Regions from separate parts of the Homo sapiens genome. Here region 1 is linked to region 2. Evidence: chromatin loops called from intact Hi-C (ENCODE). Cell type or tissue: HCT116. All regions are shown on one strand. Each heading gives the region's core, and the rest is flanking DNA. Links, peaks and the distances in the headings are about the cores only. Region 1 has its middle 20 kb from the start of ATRAID. Region 2 holds the start of LOC124905979 (a long non-coding RNA gene).

The links. A loop is a pair of places that touch in the nucleus more often than their neighbours do. Peaks named below come from ENCODE experiments on the same cell type or tissue, not always from the same donor. Only the 100,000 strongest peaks of a DNase experiment are listed, where the experiment ranks them.
Region 1: a loop joins it to region 2, with 3 times the contacts of the local background. A loop is called at or near these places in 28 of 110 quality-filtered maps.

What each region holds. Positions count from the first base shown.
Region 1 is chr2:27,188,894-27,195,285 of GRCh38, forward strand. No RefSeq gene overlaps it. Among named protein-coding and RNA genes, the nearest start is that of ATRAID, 20 kb to the right of the region's middle. In HCT116, for the core only: a CTCF peak has its summit at 2,821 (motif pointing left); a DNase peak (open chromatin) is centred at 2,828.
Region 2 is chr2:26,959,000-26,965,391 of GRCh38, forward strand. LOC124905979 (a long non-coding RNA gene) reads right to left here and starts at 6,073. Exons shown (of 3, transcript XR_007086251.1): 1 at 6,000-6,073. In HCT116, for the core only: CTCF peaks have their summits at 2,881 (motif pointing right) and 3,084; a DNase peak (open chromatin) is centred at 2,932; H3K27ac peaks cover 381 bases.

The DNA.
Region 1 (6,392 bases), core at 616-5,615, 230 kb after region 2:
GCCAAGACAATTGAATGGGGAAAAATGGTCCCTTCAACAAATTGTTTTGGGACTACTGGATACATGCTTGCCAAAAAATGAAGTTAGGTGACTACCTCACACCATATACCAAAATTAATTCAAAACAGACTACAGGCGAGGGGATCGCTTGAATCCAGAAGTTTGAGACCAGCCTAGGCAACATGGTGAACTCCTATCTCCACAAAAAATTTAAAAATTAGCCAGGCATGGTGGCTTGCATCTGTGGTCCCCACTACTCAGGAAGCTGAGGTGGGAAGATCACCTGAGCCCAGGAGGTTGAGGCTGCAGTGAGCCATGATCACATCACTGTACCCCAGCCTGAGCAACAGAGTGAAACCCTGTCAAAAAAAAAAAAAAAGGGCCAGGCCTGGTGGCTCATGCCTGTAATCCTAGCACTTTGGGAGGCTGAGGTGGGAGGATCACGAGTTCAGGAGATTGAGACCAGCCTGACCAACATGGTGAAACCCCGTCTCTACTAAAAATACAAAAATTAGCCAGGCATGGTGGCACACGCCTGTAATCCCAGCTACTTGGGAGGCTGAGGCAGGAGAATCGCTTGAATCCGTGAGGTGGAGGTTGCAGTGAGCTGAGATCACGCCACTGCACTCCAGCCTGGGCGACAGAGTGAGACTCCATCTCGAAAAAAAAAAGAAAAAAAAACAGTAAGGGAAATTGTGTGCCCAGGGAGAGAAGGTATATGCGAACTCCCTGTACTCTCCTATCAATTAAAAAAACAAAAACAAAAACAAAAAAAAACTAAAACTGCTCTAAAAATAAGAATAAAATACAAGAAAGAAAACCCCTACAATGAGAACCACTTCATACCTACTAAGATAAAAAAAAAAGATGGACACTAACAAGAGTTGACAAGAATTTGGAGAAATAGAAACTTTGTTTGTTTGTTTGTTTGTTTGTTTTTTGAGACAGTCTCGCTTTGTCGCCCAGGCTGGAGCGAGTGGCGCGATCTCCGCTCACTGCAAGCTCCGCCTCCCAGGTTCAGGCCATTCTCCTGCCTCAGCCTCCCGAGTAGCTGGGACTACAAGCGCCCACCACAACGCCCGGCTAATTGTTTGTATTTTTAGTAGAGGCAGGGTTTCACTGTGTTAGCAAGGATGGTCTCATCTCCCGACCTCGTGATCCGCCCACCTTGGCCTCCCAAAGGAAATAGGAACTCTTATAAGTTTGCTGCTGGGAATGTAAAGTTTGCAGTCACTCTGGAAAACAGTCTGCTAATTCCTCAAAAGGCTAAACGTAATTACCACATGACCCAGCAATTCCGCTCCTAGGTATATAACTAAGAGAAATGAAAACGTATCCACACAAAAACCTGTACATGAATGTTCATTGCAGCATTATTCATAATAGCCAAAAATGGAAACAACCCAAATGTCCATGAACTGATGAATGGATAAACAAAATGTAGTACACATCCATGCAATGGAAAATTATCAGCCGGGTGCAGTGGCTCACGCCTGTAATCCCAACACTTTGGGAGGCCAAGGTGGGTGGATCATGAGGTCAAGAGATTGAGACCATCCTGGCCAACATGGTGAAACCCTGTCCCTACTAAAAATACAAAAATTAGCCAGGCGTGGTGGCGCACGCCTGTAGTCCCAGCTACTCGGGAGGCTGAGGCAGGAGAATCACTTGAACTCAGGAAGCAGAGGTTGCAGTGAGCTGAGATTACGCCACTGCACTCCAGCCTGGGTGACAGTGAGACTCCATCTCAAAAAAAAAAAAACACAAAACAAAGAAAATTATCAAAATATAGTACACCTTTTTTTTTTTTTGAGACGGAGTCTCACTCTTGTCGCCCAGGATGGAGTGCAGTGGCGCACTCTCGGCTCACTGCAACCTCTGCCTCCCAGGTTCAAGTGATTCTCCTGCCCCAGCTTCCCGAGTAGCTGGGATTACAGGTGCCCACCACCACCCCTGGCTAATTTTTTGTATTTTTAGTAGAGACAGGGTTTCACCATGTTGGTCAGGCTGGTCTTGAACTCCTGACCTCAGGTGATCCACCCGCCTCGGCCTCCCAAAGTGCTGGGATTACAGGCGTGAGCCACCACACCTGGCCCAAAATGTAGTACATCTACAATGTAAAGGAATGAAGTCCTGATGTATGCTACAACATGGATAAACCTTGAAAACATTACGGTAAGTGAAGAAGTCAGGCACAAAAGGCCACATATGTTATGATTCCATTTACATAAAGTGTTCAGAATAGAAATCCCTAGCATCAGAAAGTCCCACACCCGCAGTGTCACTGGAGACCACGTAGGAAGCACTCCTCCCCAGCCACGGTGTGTCAGCAGAGGCTAGTGGGGAGCCTGAACTTAACACCCCTGCCCAAATGTAATGAGGTGCTCCTCCCAGGGTGTTAATGGGGGCTCTGTGGGGAACCTGGCCTTCTGCTCCCACCTGATAACAACAAGGTGATTAGAATACCTGTACAATCAGCAAACACAGATTTGAGAAAAAAACACAACTGATTCTTGGCAACCCAGTGGGAGAGTCACGTGTGTGCGATTGCTTCAGAGTAGCCACTAGCTGTGGGATTTCAGTGGGCTTTGCCCACTGGTCAGTATGTTTTGCAGAGTAAATGGAAAGCTTCTTTCAATCTGTCGAGGTGATTAAACCAGGTTGGTTAGGATCACTACTGCATTTCTACATGCAAATAATGCAAGTTAATTGAACCTTAATAATCTGAGCCTGCTTGCCATTTTGAAATAACAGTGCCTATGCAAAGACTGAGAGGGGAGCTCACTATAAGCACCATCCATACTTTGGATATTGGGGACCCCTTGTGGACAATTCAGACAGAGCGAGGGCTCTCTGAGATTGCCTGTCAAAAGCAAGTAACCAAAATTCACACATGAAAAACTGAATGGAAAGCCACACAGATGTGGCACTCACGTCGTTCAGGAAAAGCAGTTTCTCTGCTGTTGTCATGTGAGACAATCAAATTAGTCTATAAGTTTAATACAATCCTAATAAAATCTTAATAGGGTTTTAAAATTGGAATTGGAGAATTCTGATTCTCTTTTGGAAGAGAAATGTTCAATAACAGCCAAAAAAAAAAAATCTTTAAAAAGATTATGAGTAGGAATTTTCCCTGCCATATATGAAAATGTAGATCTAAATATACAGAAAGTTTATAAATATAAATCGATTTTGCAATATAAATGTAGCTTATGATAGTGGTGGCATTTAAGGTCTCGAAGGAAGAGTGGTTTTTTCAATAAATTGTATGAAATAATTGGCTATCCACTGAAGGAAAAAATAACATTAGATTGAATCTTCTACCCCATCACATCAAACACAGGTGGTAAAACGATTAAACATTTAGAGAAAAAAGTTGAAATATTAAATATTTAAACTATATTTTATTAATATTGGGGTAGTAAATGCCTTCCTCAACAAAATACAAAACCCAGGAGCTGGGTCGGGAGCGGTGGCTGGGCCAGGGACGGTGGCTTATGCCTGTAATCCCAGCACTTTGGGAGGCCGAGGTGGGTGGATCACGAGGTCAGGAGATGGAGACCTCCTGACCAACATGGTGAAACCCCGTCTCTACTAAAAATACAAAAAAAATTAGCCGAGCATGGTGGCGGGCGCCTGCAGTCTCAGCTACTCGGGAGGCTGAGGCAGGAGAATGGCGTGAACTCGGGAGGCGGAGCTTGCAGTGAGCCAAGATCGCGCCACTGCACTCCAGCCTGGGCGACAGAGTGAGACTCCGTCTCAAAAAAAAAAAAAAAAAAAAAAAAAAATTAGCCAGGCATGGTGGTGTGCGCCTGTAATCCCAGCTACTCCAGAGGTTGAGGCAGGAGAATCACTTGATCCCGGGAGGCAGAGGTTGCAGTGAGCCGAGATCGCTCCACTGCACTCCAGCCTGGGCAATAGAGCAAGACTCCATCTCAAAAACAAACAAACAATGGGAGCTATAAAAGACTGAGAGATTTGCGTTCATAAAATTTAAAACTTGAGTTAAAAGAAATACTAAAATAATCAAATTTAAAGGAAAAGGGAGTGAGGGGAAAAAACTGTTGACGAAATTACTATTCAGAACATATACAGAGTTCTGACAATGTTTTAAATTGACAAAGGATGTGACCAGGAAGTTGACAGAAAAATCTAAATCAAAAAAGAAGAAAAAGGAGGAGGAGAAAAGAAAGAGAAAAAAAGAGAAAGGTGCTCAAACTCAATACTAATCAAACAAAGCAAATTAAATGAGATTTTCTTTTTTGCCCATCAGATTATTGAACATTTAAGATAGCCCATCTAAAGCCACAGTTTTTGCTATGTGATGCTCTAGCTGCAGTACATTTTTAAAGGATTTATAATTTCCAGTGTGATTTTCTCTTTAATGCAGATGTTATTTAGGAGTATTTTTAAATTTCCTGATGTATAGGGCTTTAAGAAATACTTTGGCCGGGTGCAATGACTCACACCTGTAATCCTAGCACTTTGGGAGGCCAAGGTGGGCAGATTGTTTGAGCCTAGGAGTCTGAGACCAGCCCGGGCAATATGGTAAGATAAGACCTGCATCTCTGCAAAGAAAATTCAAAAGTATTAGCCAAGAGTGGTGGTGTGCACCTGTAGTCCCAGGTACTCAGGAGGCTGAGGTAGGAGGACCACTGGAGCCCAGGAGGTTAAGGCTGCAGTGAGCCATGATTGCACCATTGCACTCCAGTCTGGGTGACACAATGAGACCCTGTCTCAAGAAAAAGGAAGGAAAGAAGGAAGGAAGGAAGGAAGGAAGGAAGGAAGGAAGGAAGGAAGGAAGGGAGGGAGGGATTGATTTTAGTATTAGTAATACTGGAATTGTTCTTGTATTACTAATACTAAAATATTATCCTTTATAAATTGTATAAAAAGGCATAGAAATTCTGTGATAGCCATGTCTAAATCAAAAAGAATTTAAAAAAAAAAAGCATACAGAGATAAGAGATCAGGCCCCTCTTACCCCTGTCTCCCTTCCTGCTGGCCCCTCTCTCAGCCAGTGATCATTGTTAGTTTCTTCTATAGTACTCTAGAGATAGTTTATGCATATGCAAACAAGTGCTGACATATTTTATTTTATTTTTTGAGATGGAGTCACGCTCTGTTGCCCAGGCTGGAGTGCAGTGGTGCAATCTTGGCTCACTGCAAGCTCCGCCTCGCAGGTTCACGCCATTCTCCTGCCTCAGTCCCCCAAGTAGCTGGGACTACAGCCACCTGCAACCACGCCTGGCTAATTTTTTGTATTTTTAGTAAAGACAGGGTTTCACCGTGTTAGCCAGGACGGTCTCGATCTCCTGACCTTGTGATCTGCCTGCCTCGGCCTCCCAAAGTGCTGGGATTACAGGCATGAGCCACTGCGGCCAGCCAAGTACTGACATATTCTTTTGCTCATCATTTTTACTAGAAATGGTAGCATATTATATGTTATTCTGCATCTTGCTTTTTCTCCTTAATAATATATTGAAAATAGACAGCAATGCCAGTGATCATCATGTGATATCAATTGATTTAAAATATTTACCGTGAGATACACACATTTAATACATACATATTTGTAATGTTTAAAGTGAACATCTAGGCTGGGCTCAGTGGCTCACACCTGTAATCCCAGCACTTTGGGAGGCCGAGGCGGATGGATCACCTGAGGTCAGGAGTTCGAGACCAGCCTGGACAATGTGGTGAAACCCTGACTCTACCAAAAATACAAAAATTAGCCTGGCATGGTGGCAGGCACCTGTAATCCCAGCTACTCGGGAGGCTGAGGCAGAAGAATTGCTTGAACCTGGGAGGCTGAGGCAGAAGAATTGCTTGAACCCGTGCTGGCTAGTTTGTTAAAGTGAGCTGAGGTTGCATCATTGCACTCCAGCCTGGGTGACAAGAGCGAAACTCCGTCTCAAAGAGAAAATAAATAAATAAATGAAGTGAACCTCTATGATGTCCGCTACAACAGTGCTGGTACTTTTAAAGCTCATCCCTGACCACATCATCCACCCTCTTCCCTCAAGGAGCCACTATCCTGACCCTGGGGTTAATCATTGCCTTGCCTTTTTTTCATGGTTTTACCACCTTCTTATGGGGCCAAGAACAATAGAGCTTAATTTTTTCCATGTTGAACTTTAACAAAGAGAATCATAGTGTTTCCTTCTGTGACTGCTCTCTTTTGATCAACATTGTTCTGTCAATGTGTGTGATTGTGGTTAATTTGTTTGCCATTGCTACATAGCACCCCTGTAAGCACGTAACACTAGATCGTATGGACTTTTGGGTTGTCTCCAGATTGGGGTTATGTTTTTGTTTGTTTTGTTTTGTTTTGTTTGGCAGAGTCTTGCTCTGTTGCTCAGGCTAGAGTGCAGTGGCGCGATCTCAGCTCA
Region 2 (6,392 bases), core at 771-5,770:
TTTCAACCAACTGTTAAGGTATTATAGAAGAAAGTCATTTTCAGACATGCAAGATTGAAAAGATTGACCTTCCTTGGAACCTATTAGAGAGTCCATTTGAGAGTGTGCTCCACCAAAATGAATAATAAAAAGACATGGGCCAGGCACGGTGGCTCACGCCTATAATCCCAACACTTTGGGAGGCCGAGGCAGGTGGGTCACTTGAGGTCAGGAGTTCAAGACCAGCCTGGCCAACATGGTAAAACCCCGTCTCTACTAAAAATACAAAACTTAGCTGGAAGTGGTGGCATGTGCCTGTAGTCCCAGCTACTTGGGAGGCTGAGGCACGAGGATCGCTTGAGCCTGGGAGGCAGAGGCTGCAGTGAGCTGAGATCCTGCCACTCACTCCAGCCTGGGTGACACAGAGCGAGACCCTGTCTCAAAAAAAAAAAAAAAACAAGACATGGGATGAAGGAAATAGGACATTCAGCATAAGCAAGAAAATAAGGAAGTTCCAGAATGGTGGTAGAGGAAGTTGTTCTCTAAGCTGCTGCACAGCTGGTCCAGAATGGAACAGTCCTGAGAAAATCCTGCCCAGCAGGCTAGAATAGCCACCTGCCCTCAGTATTTGCCTGTTTGTAACAAAAAGCTATAAATGCTCAGCTGAAAGAGGTTCTTGGGAATGGCAGAACAACCAAAAGTTTGCCCTGGCTCTTGATAAAGAGCTGAAGAAGAAAAGATTTGCAAGAAGAATGAAATCATGGCTTTTCTGAGTTTGCAGATTTCTTGCACACATCTAATTAAACCTCTGCAGAAATTTCTACCACATCCCTAACCAATCATCTAACTCAGGACGCAGGATGTTTAGCCCAGTGACGGCGTGCCTTCAGCAGGCATATATCACACTCCCCGCAAGTTCTATTTATTCAGTATCATTTCCTTAACTGAAACTAAATTATCTATCTTCAGCTTGTGCCCCTTTATCCTAACTCTTCCTATGAAGGCACACAGAACAATCTTATTCATAAACAGCTCTTCCAATTTCACACATTATTGCAGTCTTTACTTCTGCCCACTACATTCATGCTTTCAGGGTTGTTCTCAGAGTTTAGCATGAATCAGAATCACCTGGAGGACTTGTTTAAGCCCAGCTTGCTAAGCGCCACACCAAAGTTTCTGATTCAGTAGTTTTGATGTGGGGCCTAAGAACTTGCTTTTTTTTTTTTTGAGATGGAATCTCATTCTGTCCCCCAGGCTGGAGTGCAGTGGCACAATCTGGGCTCACTGCAACCTTCGACTCCTGGCTTCAAGCGATTCTCCTGCCTCAACCTCCTGAGTAGCTGGGATTACAGGCACCTACCACTGTGCCCAGCTAATTTTTGTGTTTTTAGTAGAGACGAGATTTCACCGTGTTGGCCAGGCTGGTCTCGAACACATGGCTTCAAGTGATCCGCCCACCTCAGCCTCCCAAAGTGCTGGGATTACGGGTGTGAGCCACCGCTCCCGGCCACCATCCTTATCTTAAAATGTGGCACCAACCCTCCAGAATGGAGTTTTCTGACTGAAGGTGCCCAGAGAGAGTGCTCACCCATGCAGAGGAAAGGACCAAAGGGGCTTTGCAGAAGCAAAGACAATGCCCCGCTAGCTCTTGATAACCTGAGCAGCTGATGAACTCAGCATGTGCCCAGGAGTCCCCTCAGGACTTCCGGAGAGCAGCTGGGGCACCTTCCCTCCGTAGCGCGTTACATCCAGGACAGTCAAGAATCCCAGCCAGCCTGTTAGGTGACCGACGCAGGCCCTCGCTGAGCAGCAAGCAGAACTGCTGCCCTTGCCTGGGTTCTCCAAGAGCCTGGGATCCTCCCCGGCCCTCAGACAGCCTCTTCCCCCACAGAGCAAGGCGTTTCGGGGGCTGTGAGGTGAGTTTCCTGAGAGTGAGTGAAAGGAGCGACTTTGGGGATTAACTGTCTTGGACACATCTTCCCTCCAGACGTCTACTTCCCAACCTCTCAATCTTTTTTGCCTCCCTTCCACACTCATTGTTGCGTCCCTTAAATTTATTTCATCGTTTTGTTTTTCTGGATTACCTGCCACAGCCTTTCTGTTCATCTCTCCACAGTCAGACCCGGGATCTGAACCCTGAGCTGACAGAGATGCTGAGAATCTGGCCTTCTGCTGCTCCGAAAGGATTGGGGATGTGGCAGGCCATGCCCGCTTGGGAGGTCAGTTCACCAGGAGCGACTGTCCTCAGTGCCTGTGCCCCCAGACTGAGGAAGAAGGAGATGCTAAGGGTAGCCTTTCATATCACATACAAAGAGCCTGGGAAGATGAGATGGAGGTGAGGAGGAGAGGCATTCAATCCAGAGGGAAAAGGGAAGTAATGCTTATTAAACGCCTACTGTATGCTAAGTACTTTGCTATACACGTATGTGTTACTGATTTAAGGTTGGAGTGGGGCTGAAATTCCCTGTAACTATTGGCCCATGGGATTAAAGACTGTTCTGTCTTGGAAGATAATCATGACTGATGAGCCTCTGAGGACGGAGGGTGAAGATTTTTAAAACTACCCTCAAGCATGAGCCCTAATACCCTCAGCCAACCCAGGTTATGGTGCTTCTCCTAAGGCCATGAATTCCAGCCTGGGGAAGAGCTGGGAACAGCTGGAGAGGCAGAGGATTCCAGGAACGTGAAGCCCTAGCCAGTAACCTCCTGTGGAGAGTGACTTCACCCCCAGGCGGCCAGAGCAGCAGCTGCTGAAAACCGAAAATGCCAGGAAGATCCATCTTCCCCTGCCCCTGGCCACCTCCAGGCTGGCTTCCTCTTCTGCGTGGTCTCTGTCTGGTTTGGCATTTCTCTGCTCCCCAAGTCCTGGATCTTGTGGGATGGCCCGTGGCCACTGTACTACCTGTAAAGGCCTCCAGATGGCGCTTTCAGCTCATCAGTGGTCGCTGCTTTGGCTTACGATGTGAACAGATAAAGCTGAAGGAATGGCAGGTGTGTCCAGGTTACCAGGCCCCAATCCCTGCCCCCAGAGCAGCTCAGGCTCCTCTGCCTCGAGTGCGAGTGAGTGGCCATAGCAGCCTTCTCCCGTCTGGAGCTCCCTGGAGGAAGCTGTCCCTTTCAAGACCAATCTCAGAATTTAGGATAAGGTTGCCAGATACAGCAAATACAAACACAGAATGCCGGGCCAGGCGCGGTGGCTCACGCCTGTAATCCCAGCACTTTGGGAGGCCGAGGCGGGCGGATCACAAGGTCAGGAGATGGAGACCATCCTGGCTAACACGGTGAAACCCCGTCTCTACTAAAAATACAAAAAATTAGCTGGGCGTGGTGGCGGGCGCCTGTAGTCCCAGCTACTCGGGAGACTGAGGCAGGAGAATGGCGTGAACCCGGGAGGCGGAGCTTGCAGTGAGCCGAGATCGTGCCACTGCACTCCAGCCTGGGCGACTGAGCAAGATTCCATCCCATAAAAAAAAAACAAAACAAAACAAAAAAAACAGAATGCCCAGTTAAATGTAAATTTCAGATAAAAAATAATTTTTTAGTTTATGTCCGAATAATGTCTGTGTCATACTTATGCTAAAAATTATTTTTTGTTTTTTTGAAATTCAAATTTAACTAAAGTGTCTTGTCTTTATGTGGCAATTCTAGTTTAGGTTTATTTACAGGAGTTCTCCACCTTCTGTCTAATCCATGCTTATAGAACATCTACCAGGCATGTGTGAGACATGACAACAGGAAGCAAGTGTAGCTCCTGCATTTAGAGGTGAGTTTGAAAAAAGACATGTTGACACACAAGAAAATGTAGGAAGCATGGGATAGTGGAAGAAGTCTGGATTTTGGTGTTGACTTTAAGTTCAAGCTCCACTTCTGATGTTCACTAGCTGTGTTATCTTAGGTAAGTTATTAACCTCTCTGGGCCTCTGTTGTTTATGTGTGGAAATAAGAATAATACCAACCTCTGGCTGGGCGTGGTGGCTCACACCTGTAATCCCAGCACTTTGGGAGGCCGAGGCAGGTGGATCACCTGAGGTCAGGTGTTCAAGACCAGCCTGGCCAATATGGTGAAACCTCTTCTCTACAAAAAAATACAAAAATTAGCCGGGTGTGGTGGTGGGCGCCTGTAATCCCAGCTACTCGGGAGTTTGAGGCAGGAGAATAGCTTGAACCCAGGAGGCAGAGGTTGCAGTGAGCCGAGATCGCACCACTGCACTCTAGCCTGGGCAACAGAGCAAGACTCCATCTCAAAAAATAAAAAAAGGAAGGAATAATACTAACCTCAGAAGGTGACCAAGGAGGTTATAAGAAATTGTATGTATCTCATGCCTGGCTGCCATAGGATCTGAATATATGCTAGTTTTATAAAATAACTACCAGGCCAGGCACGGTGGCTCACGCCTGTAATCCCGCACTTTGAGAGGCCAAGGAGGGCAGATCACCTGAAGCCAGGAGTTCGAGACCAGCCTGACTAACATGGTGAAACCCCGTCTCTACTATTTTTGTAAAAATACAAAAAAGCCGGGCATGGTGGCATGCGCCTGTAATCCCAGCTACTAAGGAGGCTGAGGCAGGAGAATCGCTTGAAGCTAGGAGGCGGAGGTTGCAGTGAGCTGAGATGGTGCCATTGCACTCCATCCTGAGCGACAGAATGAGACTCTGTCTCAAATAATAATAATAATAATAATAATAATAATATATAATTATCATGAGAAAGAGACAACTAAAAGTGTCAGCCATGGTAACAATTAACTTTACCTCCTTTGGGAGACTGTCTACAATGAATGTAACACTTCACTTTTATTTTATTATATTATTATTATTATTATTTGAGATGGGGTCTCACTGTGTTGAACAGGTTGGTCTTAAACTCCTGACCTCAAGCGATCCTCCAATCTCAGCCTCCCAAAATGCTGGGATTACAGGCGTAAGCTGCTGCACCTGGCCCACACTTCACTTTTAAATAGAAATAATAGCTAATACCATGTATTGAATGCCCACACCATTGCCCTAAGTATCTAATAAACATGATCTCATTTAATCCTTATATTAACTCTCCAAGGTATTTACTATTATTGTCCCCAATTTACAGATGGAGAAACTGAGTTAAATAGCTTGCCACAGAGCAAGTAAGTGGTAGATTTAGTGTGTTCACTCGAGTCCAACTCCCCAACCAATGTTCCTAACCTCTATCTTACACTACCTTTGCATGGATTGGCCCTTGAAGTTTGAGTTGGTGACCACTATGAAGAGAAGCACAGATTGTGGCTACAGAGCATCTGGAACAGCAGATGGAGATGCAGAAGCTGGGAGGGGTGAAAGAATAGTTCTGGGGCCCTGAGTTGCTCGGCATTCTGGAAACAGCAGGTCATTAATGTTCACAGGTGTGTCTTAAGACCTTTGCAAGTTCTCAGTTTCCACACTAGCTTCTATATAGAAGGTATAACTGGGGCGGAGAGGGGGGATCAAGTAGTGATCCTACTGAATGACCCTTACGAAAGTTTTGTTAGTGTTGATAGTCACCATTTATTGGATATTTATCCATCAGGCAGTGCCAGGCATTTTTCACACATTATCTCATTTAACCATCACAACTACAGATGAGAAAAACCAAGGCCAAGGTCACATAGCTAGGAAGTGTTGGACCCAGTGCTTGTGTAACTCCAGCAGGGAGGAGGGTTGATGCACTCTCTAAATAAGGGCTCATTCATTTCAAGGCATGTAATTAAAATTCATTCCTCAGCAAAATTGTGTATGACTTACATAGGTCTCTTGTAAACATTCAAAACCATGTCAAAGGTTTCCTGTATTGTGGGAATCAGTCTTATTTCAGTGCCCTGTTCCACTTCTAGCTAGTTTCAAATGAATAATGAATGCAGTTGGTAACAATTACCAACTTTACAGCACCTTCCTGTCTCCACCTCACAGCCGGGGCAGGGCAGGCTTGCTTGCTCCAATCTAAACTCTAGCCCCGCAACTCACAGAGTTAATCCACCCTCTTAGACTCCTCTGGTTTGCCCACTTACCTTGGGGAAAGTGCAGAAGGATCAGATTTTTTTCAACTTGCTTGGGTGATTTTACTCCAAGATGTTAAGAATGCAAAGTACAAGGTGCTAAGAATACAAAGGTAGATAAGATATGGTCTTTGAGTGTGAGGCCCTCCTATGGGGAAACATGGGGATAAGCATAATAACTGAAGGCAAAGGGGAACCATAACAAAGAATGGACCCGGTACCAAGGAGAAAGAGCAAGTAGGGGCCGGACGCGGTGGCTCACGCCTGTAATCCCAGCACTTTGGGAGGCTGAGGCGGGAGGATCACGAGGTCAGGAGTTTAAGACCATCCTAACCAATATGGTGAAAGCCCATCTCTACCAAAAATATAAAAATTAGCCGGGCGTGGTGGTGCACACCTGTAGTC